Regions from separate parts of the Homo sapiens genome. Here region 2 is linked to region 1. A link is an interaction called in ENCODE POLR2A ChIA-PET data of the cell type or tissue named here. Cell type or tissue: Panc1. All regions are shown on one strand.

What was found. Peaks named below come from ENCODE experiments on the same cell type or tissue, not always from the same donor. Only the 100,000 strongest peaks of a DNase experiment are listed, where the experiment ranks them.
Region 2: POLR2A ChIA-PET joins it to region 1 with 8 read pairs; 4 of 35 experiments call an interaction of 5 or more read pairs at or near these places.

Annotation. Positions count from the first base shown.
Region 1 is chr21:28,825,528-28,833,527 of GRCh38, reverse strand. It overlaps a transcript of HEMK2 not described here. Among named protein-coding and RNA genes, the nearest start is that of HEMK2, 56 kb to the left of the region's middle. In Panc1, no CTCF peak of the experiment used is centred here; a DNase peak (open chromatin) is centred at 1,197; H3K27ac peaks cover 2,971 bases.
Region 2 is chr21:29,006,419-29,014,418 of GRCh38, reverse strand. RWDD2B (RWD domain containing 2B) reads left to right here. Exons shown (of 5, transcript NM_016940.3): 2 at 5,798-6,024; 3 at 6,112-6,179; 4 at 6,296-6,658; 5 at 7,768-8,000. Among named protein-coding and RNA genes, the nearest start is that of RWDD2B, 8.9 kb to the left of the region's middle. RefSeq lists an enhancer at 1,575-2,155. In Panc1, no CTCF peak of the experiment used is centred here; no DNase peak of the experiment used is centred here.

The sequences.
Region 1 (8,000 bases):
CTGGCATGTACCTGGTAAGTCATTCTTGGTCTTGGACATGTTCTTAGAGTCATTGAGAAAGATCTTGAGATTATGTAACTGCCATTACTGGATTTGTCACATCCATCTGTTTATGTCTCTGCTGTAAAATTATTAGGGCACAGTACTTCTAGGAATGTAAAGATGTGATGTCACCTGCCACTTGGCACATCTCCACATCACATCTCTGGAGCCTGTGGTTGCTTGGCCTTGTGTGCACAAAGCTATCAGCCCATAGACAAAGGTGGCTAAAATTCTGTGCGGTTTTATTTCTTTCTAATCAAACTATAAGTGGCTTTGTTTCTTTCTGATCAGATATTCTTTTGCATAGAAGAGGATAGTAAAAGCGTGGACCTAAGACAGACAATACTACCAATTAGAAAGAGCCAGAGAGAAGACTCAGGACCAAAAAGCCAGTTTTAAGTCTTGACTAATTTTATGACTTCAGGCAAGTCACTCACCTTTTCTGAGTGTTAGTCTCCTATCTATAAAATAAAAAATGCCGACCTACTAGGTTGTTATGAAGACCAAATGAGATAATGTGTTAAAGTAACTAGTTCAACACCTAGCACATGATAGGCACCTAAATAAGACAAAGTCTTTAGCTCAATACCTAGTGCATGGGTGTTACTCCAGAAATATTAGCTGAATCTGAATTTGAGTTCCTTCAGAGCAGGCACTCAGTTCATCATTGCTGTTTGAACATACGTATCAATACACGAATGGTTATGGTTAACTTAGTAGTCTGTATGTAGGGCAACACTTGTATGTTAAATCCTCTAGCAATGGATAAGTGAGATAAGCCAAATATTTAGAGTATGAGTATTTGTCACACAGGTTGTGAGAATGGGAGAGTTAATGGTTCTTAGGTGGAACATGATGTTTAGAGAGAGTTTTAACTCTGAATACAGGAGGAGCTAGATCAGAACAATCTTCTCAATTTATATCATAATACAAGTTCTTTGTTGCAGCAGAATCCACCCTCAATTCAATGATTCATTTGTTAGTTTACTACTGCTATTAAATTTGTGTTCAAAAGAGTTAAAGTATTTCAACATTTTTGCTTCCGGCTCTTATTACTAATTATTTACATCAATGGTAATGGAGACTCTTGGAGAGGTAGAGAGAAGAACAAGAAGACTCCAGGTAACAGAGACACACTCAAGACTGCTCCTGATTGTTATTTCCTCTCTCAACCCAGCTTTGTGATTGTATCACCTTTGGCTAAAACCACATCCTGAAACATGACTGTGCCTCTTTGTACTGCCTCAAGCATATTTGCCCTACAATGTGAGATCTTTTGCCCTTTCCAGGGAAGGATACTTAAGTCCAGTCCTGATAATAAGGCAGAGTGACTCCAGGGAAAAATGCCTGGTGTCTGGGCTCTGCTCTGTTGGGTTTATGATGAAAAACTGCAAATCAAAAGCTTTATGTACAGTAATGGTGCTTTTAAAGTCTGAGAGTGCTACATAAATATACATTCCTTGTTAAAAAAATAGTTAATTCTCTTTAGCAGTTTGCTAGTATATTAACTTTCACCTCCTACAAATATGATATTTTAGTAAACAGTTATACTATATACCTTACAAAATCTGAATTAAACAGTGTTTTTTGTTTTCTGTCTTGTGTACGTATAGTAAAAATGACACAGAATACAAACAGCTATGGAACATGAGTGTGACAATACTCAGCATATAGGTATTAGGGACCCATCACTGTTTGAAAGGTGATACTGTTTCTTTCTTTCTTTCTTTCTTTCTTTCTTTCTTTCTTTCCTTCCTTCCTTCCTTCCTTCCTTCCTTCCTTCCTTCCTTCCTTCCTTCCTTCTTTCTTTCTTTCTTTCTTTCTTTCTTTCTTTCTTTCTTTCTTTCTTTCCTTCCTTCTTTCCTTCTTTCCTTCTTTCCTTCTTTCCTTCTTTCCTTCTTTCCTTCTTTCTTTCTTTCCTTCTTTCCTTCTTTCCTTCTTTCCTTCTTTCCTTCTTTCCTTCTTTCTTTCTTTCTTTCTTTCTTTCTTTCTTTCTTTCTTTCTTTCTTTCTTTCTTTCTTTCGTTCTTTTCTTTCTTTTTGAGATAGAGTCTCGCTCTGTCACCCAGGCTGGAGTACAGTGGCATGTTCTTGGCTCCCTGCAACTCTGCCTCCCAGGTTCAAGTGATTCTCCTGCCTCAGCCTCCTGAGTAGCTGGGATTACAGGCGCCCGCTACCACGCCCAGCTAATTTTTGTATTTTTAGTAGAGACGGGGGTTTCGCCATCTTGGCCAGGCTGGTCTTGAACTGCTGACCTCAAGTGATCCACCCACCTCGGCCTCCCAAAGTGCTGGGATTATAAGCATGAGCCATAGCTCCCAGCTAATACTGTTCTTTTTTGTGAGTTTTAATCACTAAGTTTCTTCTGTTTGCGTAGCTATGACACATGGCATCCCTCCTGCCCCTACAAATTGATTTCTACTCCTTTACTGAATACCAGTGGTCCTGGGCTCATAAATCTACAAAGTGGAATCCAGAAGAAATCAGAATAAAAGACAATACATATTTTAAAAAATTTTCTACAGATGGATAGAATACTAATTTTCCATTTCCTTTCTTCCTTTCACCTTCTATTCTTTCTGATACCATTCTTTTTTTTTTTTTTTTTTAAAGATGGAGTCTTGCTCTGTCACCCAGGCTGGAGTGCAGTGGCACGAACTTGGCTCACTGCAACTTCCTCCTCCTGGGTTCAAGCGATTCTCCTGCCTCAGCCTCCCAAGTAGCTGGGATTGCATGCGCCTGCCACCATGCCCGGCTAATTTTTTGTATTTTTAGTAGAGACAGTGTTTCACCATGTTAGCCAGAATGGTCTTGATCTCTTGACCTCATGATCTGCCCACCTTGGTCTCCCAAAGTGCTGGGATTACAGGCGTGAGCCACGCGCCTGGCCTCCATCCATACATTTTTTTAAAAAATAAACAACATTTTGAAGATATTGTAGAGTCTGTTCTCACACTGCTATAAAGAACTACCTGACCTGGATAATTTATGAAGAAAGAGGTTTAATTGACTCACAGTTCCATAGGCTGTACAGGAAGCATGGCTGGAAGGTCTCAGGAAACTTACCGTCATGGCAGAAGGTGAAGGGGAAGCAAGCACGTCTCACCATGGTAGAAAGAGAGAGAGAGTGAAGGGGGGGAAGTGCCACACACCTTTAAACATTTATCAGATCTCGTGAGAACTTACTATCGCAAGAGCAAGGGAGAAATCTGCCCCCATGATCCAATTACCTCCCACCAGATCCCTCCCCCAACATTGGGAATTACAGTTTGACATGAGATTTGAGTGGGGACACAGAGCCAAACCATATCAAATATTTTCTGCCGTAAGTGTCTGGATGTACCATACCCAGGGTTCTCAGTTTTAGATAACATAATTGTTATCTAATTATACAGATATAAGATATACTCTCAGCCTGGAGGACTAGTCTCTGGCAAGAATTCAGGGAGACAAAATGTGGCTAAGATCTTAGTGTAGGAAGAGCCCACCCTTCTCTGACTGGGAGCAGACAGATCTTCTCCCTCTTAGGATTCCGTATTGGGAGTTGGGACCTCTGCCTACCATCTTTCCAGGAATTTTCTCCAAATGAACAGGACATTTCATGACAGTTTGCCAAAATGAAACACGTTCATTATAATGGGTATCAATGAAATTTTCACTCTGATATGAACCACATCTTTGTTTTCCAAAGTTTTAGAAACAGAGTGTATGTTCTTGTAAACTAATTGGTCTAGGGAAAATACCTCTTTGAGAGGACATAATTAACTCTCCCTACTCAGATGTCTTAAAATCCATGGAGTTTTGTCTTAAAAAGAATTGCTGCAGCTGAGAATGGGATACTGCCTTAGTCTGTTTTGTGCAGCTGTAACAGAATACCTGAGACTGGATAATTTGTAATGAACAGAAATTTATTGGTTCATAGTTCTTTAGTTGGGAAGTCCAAGATTGAAGCACTGGTATCTATCAGGGACCTTCTTGCTGTGTCATCTCATGGTGAAAGGCATAGGATGTCAGAGGGCAAAAAGAGGATGGGAGAGAGGAAAGGTGACTGACCTTATTTTATAAGGAACCTACTTCCACACATTCATCTATTCATAAATGCAGAGCCCTCATGTTCTAATTACCTCTCATTGGAACCTACCTCCCAACAAACACTGTTGCATTAAAGGTTAAGTTTCCAACATATGCTTTCTGAGGGACACATTCAAACCTTAGCAGATACCAAGGGGCAACTCACAACTAACAAGACTTGGGTAATGGTAGATGACTAAGTGCTTACTGTGTAATTAGCAATTTCACTTGTTCTAAAGAAGCATTTCTCAAGAGACAGCTGCAGTCCATCTTCATCAAAATCGTTAAAAATGAAGATTGTTGAGGATCCCTCCAGGCCTTCAGAATTAGAAATTTTAAGAGGAGCTCTTGAAGTCAGCAATTTTTATAAATCCCCAGATGAACTTTAAACCCACTAAAGTTTGAGAAACACCAGGAATGTAAAGGAATGCAGGTCTATTAAAAATTGTTAAAGCTCTTGTTAAAATCACTCATTTTCAGCCTGTCCTCTCCCTGCTTATAATAATCACTGTATATATAGTTTTATTAAATATTGCATTTATATTTTACTAAGAAAGATGCTATTCTAAGGCTTAATGAATTAAAAAAAACAGGTTGTTGCAGCTGAGTCGGTTTCTTCACAGAGATGGATATTCGTAAAGTGTTAGGTGGCTATTTGGGTGAAAGATCAACAAGCCCACTGGAAACTTTTGGAAGGTGAGCTGGCATGGAATTTCTGGAAGAAAGGGAACATTTTCTGACAGCAGTTGGTCAATGCAGAACTTTCAGATAATGATGGATTGGCAGTCGAAGGGCTACCTAAGCTAAGTGTCACCAAAGTGCCTTTGGTCTGTTTGACCTGCTTAGTGTCTAGTAGCTTCTTAGTTTAGAAAAAACTGAAGGCTGCTTCAATTTATTTACAAATGTGTTGTTCGGAACTGGTGCCACTATTATGAGTGTTCACCTAGTAGTTCTTAGAGCCTCATTCGTATTAGAGTTACCTACATTCTCTACTTCTTGTTGGCACATGAAGCATTAAAATGAGGGCTTCAAGGTCACTTTAGAGGAGAAAAGCCCCTCAAATCAACTCCCCTCTTTCCTTAGCTTGAAATCTCTCATGATAAGCCCAACATGTGCATCTAAATCCCACTGCTCCACCCCTTCCTCCTTACTTACTGTGTCACGGGGTTTTAAACCCTTGGAGTTGGGCACATCTGCACACAAATCCTGTTTCCATCACCTGTAGTCTGCAGGCTTTGTGGGTCTTACGCTTATATCAGTTTCGAAATACTCTTTCAAAAATAGATAAGAAAATGTATGAACATGCAAACATGTTTCTAAGAACCCTTTCTGGAACCTTAGAAAAGCCTATGCTAGTGGAGGACTTGTAGCCTAAGCTACAAGGGGTAAGTTACCTGATACTCTACATTACATATACATATATAAGAATATAAGTATATGCACATACCTACATACATACCCCTCAGAGAACTATGGGAATTGACAGAGATGATATATACTGGCTCAGAGCAAGTTTTCAATAAATTGCAGCTGTTGTGGTTAAGTCCCACAGAGATAGGTTCAAATAAAATGGTTGCAAATTATCAACTCAAATAAGGAAGTATTAAAAGCAGCATGCAATTTCTTGTAAGAACTCATCAAAGCAAAAACTAGATGCATGCAATTATAACAGTAGAATACAAATAATCAATATAGACATTCTAATAGTTCACTACATAAGTGATTTCAACATAGTGGTTAAGATCTTGAACATGAAGTGGACTGTCTGTGTTCACTTCTTGCCCCATCATTGACAGACTGAGGGTAAACTAGTTAATCCCACTGTGATTCATTTCCCCTTGATTTCTAAAGTGGAGAGAGCATGCTGCTTGTTACGCAGGGCTGAGGATTGAGTGGAGTAATGTGTGCAAAACACTCAGTGTAGTGCCTGGCACATAGTAGGTATCACTAAATGGTAGCTGTTGACAGTCTTAGAATCACAATAACATTTGATGAGACTCTGATCTCTCAGAAAAGCAATAATTATTTTTTTCCCAAAAGTGACTCAAAGAAGAAGCTTCTGAGAAGGAAGGACTTAACTGTGGTATCAAAGACAGTTAGTTGCACTGAGAATAATACAAGGCTGGGGAAAATTCTCTCTCATCTGTGCTTCTCTGAGGTTGCATATATCCTTTTATTATAAAACGTCTTAGAGGTACTGCAATTACTTGTTAATTTGTCTGCTTGTTCTATTTGATTACAAATACCTATAAAGCAGTTCCATTAGACTTTGTAGCCTTTCTGCCTAGCATGGGGTCTGGCATTGAGATGGCACATCATAACTATCTGTTGAATGAAAGATTGAATGGATGGGCAAATTCCTGTTTCTTCTGGCATTTTCTCCCAGGTTATCTGGGAGATTTTCAATCTTCTCCACTCTGCTCTGAACTCCCACTTCAGCTCTGGGAGAGTCTCCTCGTCGGATCCCTCTGTTTCAGCCTACTTACTGGATGACATGGCTCATTCCAGAAGGACATAGGGTACTTGCATTTTGAAGATGCTGGTTATGCCAGGTTCTCCTTGATCATGAAGACTCAGCACATTGGGACACTCAATTCACTGCGGCTAAAGTTCATTATCATAGTGAATATTTTAAGTGTGATTGAGAAGATTATTTCTACATAAGCAGCATTTTGCAGGAGTTAGTTGCTGGGAGGATGGATTAGTTCAGTGTTTGCTTTCGGATTTTGTGATGGTTTAGGTACTTTCCCTGGTGATGATCCTTGTTACTGTTAAACGTTTTCTGTTATTATTTTTATACAGTCTGTGGATAACGTTAGTGAAGAACATCTTAAACATCTCTCATGATTAGTAGGCTGTGTTCCTGTCAATAGTGGCCCTCATGCTCCCCATTCTGGTGGAATATTAATATTTGGTTATGAAAGAGATTTGAAATAACTCTGGCATGCTGGGAATGACACTAAGGATCTTAGGTGAAATCCATATTCCCAACAGAGAGATTCTTTCCCCAGATTTAAATGTCCTTTAGTGTTTTAGTCATTTTGAACTGTGTGTTCATTCCACTTAGCTTATTTTTGTGTGTGAAGGAAACCAAAAGAACATGGGAGACTCTGCTAATATTTACAGATGGGTTTTAGTTCCCCTACTGATGTGTACTTATCAGGGCTCTTTAAGGCTATACTTACAATGAGATCTTAAGTGTGTGTGATGACTGTCAAAAGGCAGTGAGAGAGACTTCCATCTACGGGGTGTCTGGATGGTTCTGTTTGTGCTGAACTTTTCCACTTTCATGAGTTTAGAAAAGCTGCAGGCCTGAGGAGTCATTTAACGTGTTTTGCCCATTTAAAGCAAATGCATTTCAGCATTTATAGACAATATTTCTGGGTGCCCTTTTATCCTCTCTTGAAGGCTATAGGTTGCAATGAGCATCCTGGCTCTCTGCCTCGTTTTCCAGCTGGCTCCTCCTCTTCTCATGTGTGCTTTCTTTCCTTATGGCTGGAGCCAACTGACCCAGAGATGTAGGTGGATCTAGGCTGTAGTCTTCTAAGAGCACAATTAGGGTGACCAGATGTCTTAGGACTGAGGGGTTTCTAGGCCCTGCACTTTCAGTGCTGAAGTAGGGAAATTCCTGGGAAAACTAGAATAGTTGGTCACCCAACTTTTATGGTTGTCAGGGGATCTTTAAAATTCCTAATTCAGGAACTCCAGTGACTGACCATTAAGTCTGTGCTCCTCAATGATTGCTTACGCATTGAATTTTGCCTTGTTCCTAAGGCCAACACCACACCTTGCACCCACATCCAGTAGAAAGATCTTGGTCATACTTCTTTAAGATGGAGCTCCTGTTTTGTTTATCTGCCTAGTACTCCAGATCCTCTTAGCCTGGTC
Region 2 (8,000 bases), 180 kb before region 1:
TCAGAGGTGATTAAGTGATATGCAGGGATATAACAAAAAATGTAACATTCCTGTCATCAGCATTTCAGAAGAAGAGAAAGAAGGCAGGGTTGAAAAAGTTCCCAAAGAACAGGGCCCTCACAAATGGATTAATGGTGTTACTGCAGGAGTGGGTTAGTTATTGTGGGAGTGGGTTCCTGATAAAAGCATGCATTTGGCCCCTTCATCTCTCTTGCACTTGCTCTCATTCTCTCTTGCCCTCTGCCTTCCGCCATGGGATGACTCAGTAAGAATGCCCTTGCAAAATGCAGGCACCATTCTCTTGGATTTCCCTGCTTCCAGAACAATAAGCCAAATAAATTTCTCTTCATCGTAAACTACCCAGTCTCAGGTAGTCTGTTATCGTAACAGAAAATGAACTAATATAACATCCAATAGAAATATACAGATATAGTTAAATTTACAAATATGGGGCTCGAGAATTTGGAACATCCTAAGAATTTGAGAATTGTGAACATTTAATATTCAGTAATACTTGGTACCATGAGACAATAGAGAAGATAAAGATGTCCTCAACCAAACCTTAAGGGATGCTAACATTTTAAAGATCTTGCTTGGCAGTAGTATGGTATGGCATATAAATTATACCTCATTAAAGCTATTAAAAAAACTACTGAAGGGAAAATTCTACGTTATAAACATATCGTCTTTTTCTGTATTAATCTTTAATTTCTTTTTTTTTTTTTTTTTTGAGACGGAGTCTCACTCTGTCGCCCAGGCTGGAGTGCAGTGGCGCGATCTCGGCTCACTGCAAGCTCCGCCTCCCGAGTTCACGCCATTCTCCTGCCTCAGCCTCCCGAGTAGCTGGGACTACAGGCGCCGGCCACCACGCCCGGCTAATTTTTTGTGTTTTTAGTAGAGGTGGGGTTTCACTGTGTTAGCCAGGATGGTCTGGATCTCCTGACCTCATGATCCGCCCGCCTCTGCCTCCCAAAGTGTTGGGATTACAGGCGTGAGCTACCGCGCCAGGCCTAATCTTTAATTTCAATGCAATTACCATTTTTTCTTGTTTTCAAAACTTAACAAAATTATTCTAATGTTTATATGTGAGAAAAGCCAGGAAATACCAAAAAAGAATTCTAGAAAAGAAGAGTGATGGCTATGAAGAGACAGAGTAGGAGCAATTTACTAACCCATCATAGTGATTTCAAGAGTTGAGTATTAGTTAGCTGGGTATGGTGGTAGCATGACTGTAGTCCCAGATACTTGGGAGGCTGAGACAGGAGGATTGCTTGAGCCTAGGAGTTCGAGGCTGCAACGAGCTATAATCGCACCACTGCACTCCAGCCTGGGTGACAGAGTGAGACTCTGTCTCAAAAAAAAAAAAAAAAAGAGTATTAGGACATGATATTATAGACAGATCAATATAACAAAATGGAGAATCCAGAAAAAGACTCAAATACATATAGGCACTTAACATATGTTGAAAGAAACATTTCAAATTTATTATAAGATGTACTGGTAAAAATGGCTAGTTAACTGGAAAAAAAAAATAAGCTGGAAACTTCCGTCACCTTTTAAAGTGAAGTATATCCCAGATGGATCAAATATTTAAATGCAGAAATTGAAAATGTATTCCAAATAGAAAATAGAAGACTTTTTTTTTTTTAATTGATCATTCTTGGGTGTTTCTCGCAGAGGGGGATTGGGCATGGTCACAGGACAATAGTGGAGGGAAGGTCAGCAGATAAACAAGTGAACAAAGGTCTCTGGTTTTCCTAGGCAGAGGACCCTGCGGCCTTCCGCAGTGTTTGTGTCCCTGGGTACTTGAGATTAGGGAGTGGTGATGACTCTTAAGGAGCATGCTGCCTTCAAGCATCTGTTTAACAAAGCACATCTTGCACCGCCCTTAATCCATTCAACCCTGAGTGGATACAGCACATGTTTCAGAGAGCACAGGGTTGGGGGTAAGGTCACAGATCTACAGGATCCCAAGGCAGAAGAATTTTTCTTAGTACAGAACAAAATGAAAAGTCTCCCATGTCTACCTCTTTCTACACAGACACAGCAACCATCCGATTTCTCAATCTTTTCCCCACCTTTCCCCCCTTTCTATTCCACAAAACCGCCATTGTCATCATGGCCCGTTCTCAGTGAGCTGTTGGGTACACCACCCAGACCGGGTGGTGGCCGGGCAGAGGGGCTCCTCACTTCCCAGTAGGGGCGGCCGGGCAGAGGCGCCCCTCACCTCCCGGGGGGGGGCTGACCACCCCCACCTCCCTCCCGGACGGGGCGGCTGGCCGGGCGGGGGGCTGACCCCCCAACCTCCCTCCCGGACGGGGCGGCTGGCCGGGCAGAGGGGCTCCTCACTTCCCAGTAGGGGCGGCCGGGCAGAGGCGCCCCTCACCTCCCGGACAGGGCGGCTGGCCGGGCGGGGGGCTGACCCCCCCACCTCCCTCCCGGACGGCGCGGCTGGCCGGGTCGGGGGCTGACCCCCCCACCTCCCTCCCGGATGGGGCGGCTGGCCAGGCGGGGGGCTGACCCCCCAACCTCCCTCCCGGACGGGGCGGCTGGCCGGGCAGAGGGGCTCCTCACTTCCCAGTAGGGGCGGCCGGGCAGAGGCGCCCCTCACCTCCCAGACGGGGCGGCTGGCCGGGCGGGGGGCTGACCCCCCCACCTCCCTCCCGGACGGGGCGGCTGGCCGGGCAGAGGGGCTCCTCACTTCCCAGTAGGGGCGGCCGGGCAGAGGCGCCCCTCACCTCCCGGACGGGGCGGCTGGCCGGGCGGGGGGCTGACCCCCCCACCTCCCTCCCGGACGGGGCGGCTGGCCGGGTGGGGGGCTGACCCCCCCCACCTCCCTCCCGGAAGGGGCGGCTGGCCGGGCGGGGGGCTGACCCCCCCCCACCTCCCTTCCGGACGAGGTGGCTGCCGGGTAGAGACGCTCCTCACTTCCCAGACGGGGTGGCTGCTGGGCGGAGGGGCTCCTCACTTCTCAGACCCAGCGGCTGCCGGGCGGAGGGGCTCCTCACTTCTCAGACGGGGTGGTTGCCAGGCAGAGGGTCTCCTCACTTCTCAGACCGGGTGGCCGGGCAGAGACGCTCCTCGCATCCCGGACGGGGCGGCAGGGCAGAGGTGCTCCCCACATCTCAGACGATGGGCGGCCGGGCAGAGACGCTCCTCACTTCCCACATGGGATGGCGGCTGGGAAGAGGCGCTCCTCACTTCCTAGATGGCAGGGCGGCTGGGCAGAGACGCTCCTCACTTTCCAGACTAGGCAGCCAGGCAGAGGGGCTCCTCACATCCCAGACGATGGGTGGCCGGGCAGAGACGCTCCTCACTTCCCAGACGGGGTGGCGGCCGGGCAGAGGCTGCAATCTCGGCACTTTGGGAGGCCAAGGCAGGCTGCTGGGAGGTGGAGGTTGTAGCGAGCCGAGATCACGCCACTGCACTCCAGCCTGGGCACCATTGAGCACTGAGTGAACCAGACTCCGTCTGCAATCCCCGCATCTCGGGAGGCCGAGGCTGGCGGATCACTCGCGGTTAGGAGCTGGAGACCAGCCCGGCCAACACAGCGAAACCCCGTCTCCACCAAAAAAATACGAAAACCAGTCAGGGGTGGCGGCGCGCGCCTGCAATCGCAGGCACTCGGCAGGCTGAGGCAGGAGAATCAGGCAGGGAGGTTGCAGTGAGCCGAGATGGCAGCAGTACCGTCCAGCTTCGGCTCGGAATCAGAGGGAGACCGTGGAAAGAGAGGGAGAGGGAGACCATGGGGAGACGGGAGAGGGAGAGGGAGAGGGTTTTTTTTGGTTTTTTTTTTTTATTTTTATTTTTTGAGACGGAGTTTCACTCTTTTTGCCCAGGCTGGAGTGCAATGGCACGATCTCAACTCACTGCAACCTCTGACTCCCAGGTTCCAGTGATTCTGTCTCAGCCTCCCAAGTAGCTGGGACTTCAGGCACGCACCAACACACCCGGGTAATTTTGTTGTATTTTTTAGTAGAGACAGGGTTTCGTTATGTTACCCAGGCTGATCTAAAACTCCTGGACTCAAGCTATCCACCCTCCTTGGCCTCCCCAAGTGGTGGGATTACAGGTGTGAGCCACCGTGCTAGGCCAAAAGGAACTATGTATTAAGAATTTTCTTTTAAAGAAAAGAAGCAGGGGACTGAGTACAATTGTAAATTTCTGTTCTGTATGGCAACTTTCTGGAAAGTAACTTGGCAATATCTATCAAAATTTAAAATGTACATGTTGATACAACAATCCACCTCTGTAAGTTTATTATTGAATACACAGTATTCAGTTTACCATACTATATATATAAAAAGACCTTGCATTATAGGATTGTTCATATTAGTAAAAATGTGGAAACAACCCAAGTGTCCATCAATAGGTAAAGAATTAAATAAGTTATGGCATATCTACATGATTCAGTATAACAGCCGACAGTTACAAAGAATGAGGTAGATCACTATATGTTGACAGTGAATAGATCTACAAAATATATTTGGTGGGGAGGGAGATAGGAAATAGGAGGAAAAAGTATATATTATCCCCTTTGGATTTAAATATGTATACTGTATATATCTCACATTGTACATATTTATACATTATACCAGCATTTTTCACATATATATATGTATAATGCTTAAGATGTTTTAATGTTAACAGGGGTGACTTAAGCTACAGGACAATTAACACTTATTTTCTCTTTATGTTCCTCTGCTTCTTAAAAACTAATAAATAGGCCGGGCGCAGTGGCTCACACCTGTAATCCCAGCACTTTGGGAGGCCGAGGCGGGCGGATCATGAGGTCAGGAGATCAAGACCATCCTGGCTAACACGGTGAAACCCCATCTCTACTAAAAATACAAAAAATTAACCGGGTGTGGTGTTGGGCGCCTGTAGTCCCAGCTATTTGGGAGGCTGAGGCAGGAGAATGGCGTGAACGCGCCGAGGTGGAGCTTGCAGTGAACCAAGATTGCGCCACTGCACTACAGCCTGGGTGACAGAGCGAGACTCCGTTTCAAAAAAAAAAAAAAAAAAACTAATAAATGCCATGCACAGTGGCTCATACCTGTAATGCTAGCACTTTGGGAGGCCAAGGCAGGAGGATTGCTTGAGCCCAGGAGGTCAAGACCAGTCTGGACAACATAGCAAGACCTTGTTTCTACAAATAAAAAATGAAGCCGGGCGTGGCAGTGCATACCTGTGGTCCTAGCTACTCAGAAGTCTGAGGTGGGAGGATTGCTTGGGCGTGGGAGGTTGAGGTTGCAGTGAGCGGGGATCATGCCACTGCACTCCAGCTGTGGTGACAGAGCTAGACCCTGTCTCAAAAAAACCTAATAAACATTAATATTTACTTAAAAAGAAGAAATTGACCATCCACGTAACCAAACTCTCTGACTGACTTTGTTCATTCTAGGTTTCCAGTGTAACCAGTCATATCCTCTCTTCTGGCTACATTATTGATACAGCTTTTTGACTACATAATTGGTTTACTTTGATGAAATTGCCCATTATGGTAGCTCAAGTTGTCCACTCAACTATCTAGACACAGAAGAATGTGGTGTCTACTTACTATTAAGAGTTTTTTTGTGTTTGTTTTTTTATAGATGGTCTCAGTATGTTGCTCAGGCTGGTCTTAGCATAGGACTTAGCATATTATATCTGAAAGTAGAGTAATAGGGAAAGAGACTAATTAAATTGTACAATTTATGAAGAAACCAAGTACAATTTTAGTAAGTACACATGTTGATGTATTCATTTCTTCCAAGATTGCATATGTAAATTGTCTCTCTTATCTTTACCTCCTTAGAAACTTACACATGTCCAAAAATGATTGAGATGGAGCAGGCGGAGGCCCAGCTTGCTGAGTTAGACCTGCTAGCCAGTATGTTCCCTGGTGAGAATGAGCTCATAGTGAATGACCAGCTGGCTGTAGCAGAACTGAAAGATTGTATTGAAAAGAAGACAATGGAGGGGCGATCTTCAAAAGTCTACTTTACTATCAATATGAACCTGGATGTATCTGACGAAAAAATGGTAATTCAGTTTTGCTTTTAGAGGGATTGAAACATGTTGAGACTTAAAACATTGGTTAGTGCACTTTTTCTTCTTCTCTTTAATCAGGCGATGTTTTCTCTGGCCTGTATTCTTCCCTTTAAATACCCGGCAGTTCTGCCTGAAATTACTGTCAGGTACGTTACAGAAGCTCTGGCCAACTTTGGAGGTCAAAATTAATCTGAGAATAAAAGCAATTCTCGAATTTGTTTTCTGTTCCAAGACAATATTTTTCTTGTATCTTTTCTATTAGATCAGTATTATTGAGTAGATCCCAGCAGACTCAGCTGAACACAGATCTGACTGCATTCCTGCAAAAACATTGTCATGGAGATGTTTGTATACTGAATGCCACAGAGTGGGTTAGAGAACACGCCTCTGGCTATGTCAGCAGAGATACTTCATCTTCACCCACCACAGGAAGCACAGTCCAGTCAGTTGACCTCATCTTCACGAGACTCTGGATCTACAGCCATCATATCTATAACAAATGCAAAAGAAAGAATATTCTAGAGTGGGCAAAGGAGCTTTCCCTGTCTGGGTTTAGCATGCCTGGAAAACCTGGTGTTGTTTGTGTGGAAGGCCCACAAAGTGCCTGTGAAGAATTCTGGTCAAGGTTTGCTTTTACATATGTATATGAAGTCATGTCAATAATGTTAATACTAAACAAGATACAGTCATGTGCTGCCTAGTGACGTTTTGGTCAACAGTGGACAACACATAAAACAGTGATGCCATAAGATTATAATGGAGCACATATAGAAACCTGATATATGGCACTTGATCTTCCCACTATTGAATATCAGAATGATATTCAGTAATGGTGCTGGGACATTTGGTTTTCTATATGAAAAAATATAAATGCAAAAAAAGTACCATCTAGGTTTGTGTAAGTACACTCTGTCGTGGTGGTACAACAACAAAATAGCCTAAAGATACATTTCTCAGAATGTATCCCCGTTGTTAAGCAACACATGACTATTAGAGATGTGGAGATAAGTATGTCCCAGGGGTTGTGTCTTTATGGGGATTCAATCTCAAGTTGATGGATATGGCAGAAATCACATGTAGTCAGCATTTTCCCCGTCACCTGACAAGTGCATGTAGGAGACATTCTGTAAATATGCACTGAATGAATTGAGCTCCTGCCCCAGACACTATGACCCCATCCACTTCCATGGATCTGGTCCTTCCCTCATTTTAGTGATGCTGCAAACTGTATACCCTGTGAAGTAAGGAGCTTTCTAGAAGCATTAGAATTGCCACTAGTCTCATTTCTCTACTGATATACTAAATGAATTTCTGAGAAGGTCCATAGTAGTTTGGGATTCAGTAATTCCTACATTTCTAAACTACTGATACATGGCTGTAGTAAGGGCAACAAATGAGTTCAGAGATGAGATTATGACCAGAATCATATTTGATTAAAATAAATCCCTGTGAGATAAAAGTAGACTTCTTGGACGGGGTGTGTATGACTCACACCTGTAATCCCAGCACTTTGGGAGGCTGAGGCCAGAGTATCACTTGCAGCCAGGAGTTTGAAACCAGCATGAGCAACATAGCAAGACCTGCCTCTACTAAATCAATAAGTAAAAGTTATAAACATTTTAAAAAGTAGACTACTTCTAGGAAAAGGCATTGATAAATCTGTTTTATAACTTCTGTTTTAAATGCTCTAGAATATACATTTTGAAAATGTTTACTTTGGAAATTTCTTTTCAGACTCAGAAAATTAAACTGGAAGAGAATTTTAATTCGCCATCGAGAAGACATTCCTTTTGATGGTACAAATGATGAAACGGAAAGACAAAGGAAATTTTCCATTTTTGAAGAAAAAGTGTTCAGTGTTAATGGAGCCAGGGGAAACCACATGGACTTTGGTCAGCTCTATCAGTTCTTAAACACCAAAGGATGTGGGGATGTTTTCCAGATGTTCTTTGGTGTAGAAGGACAAT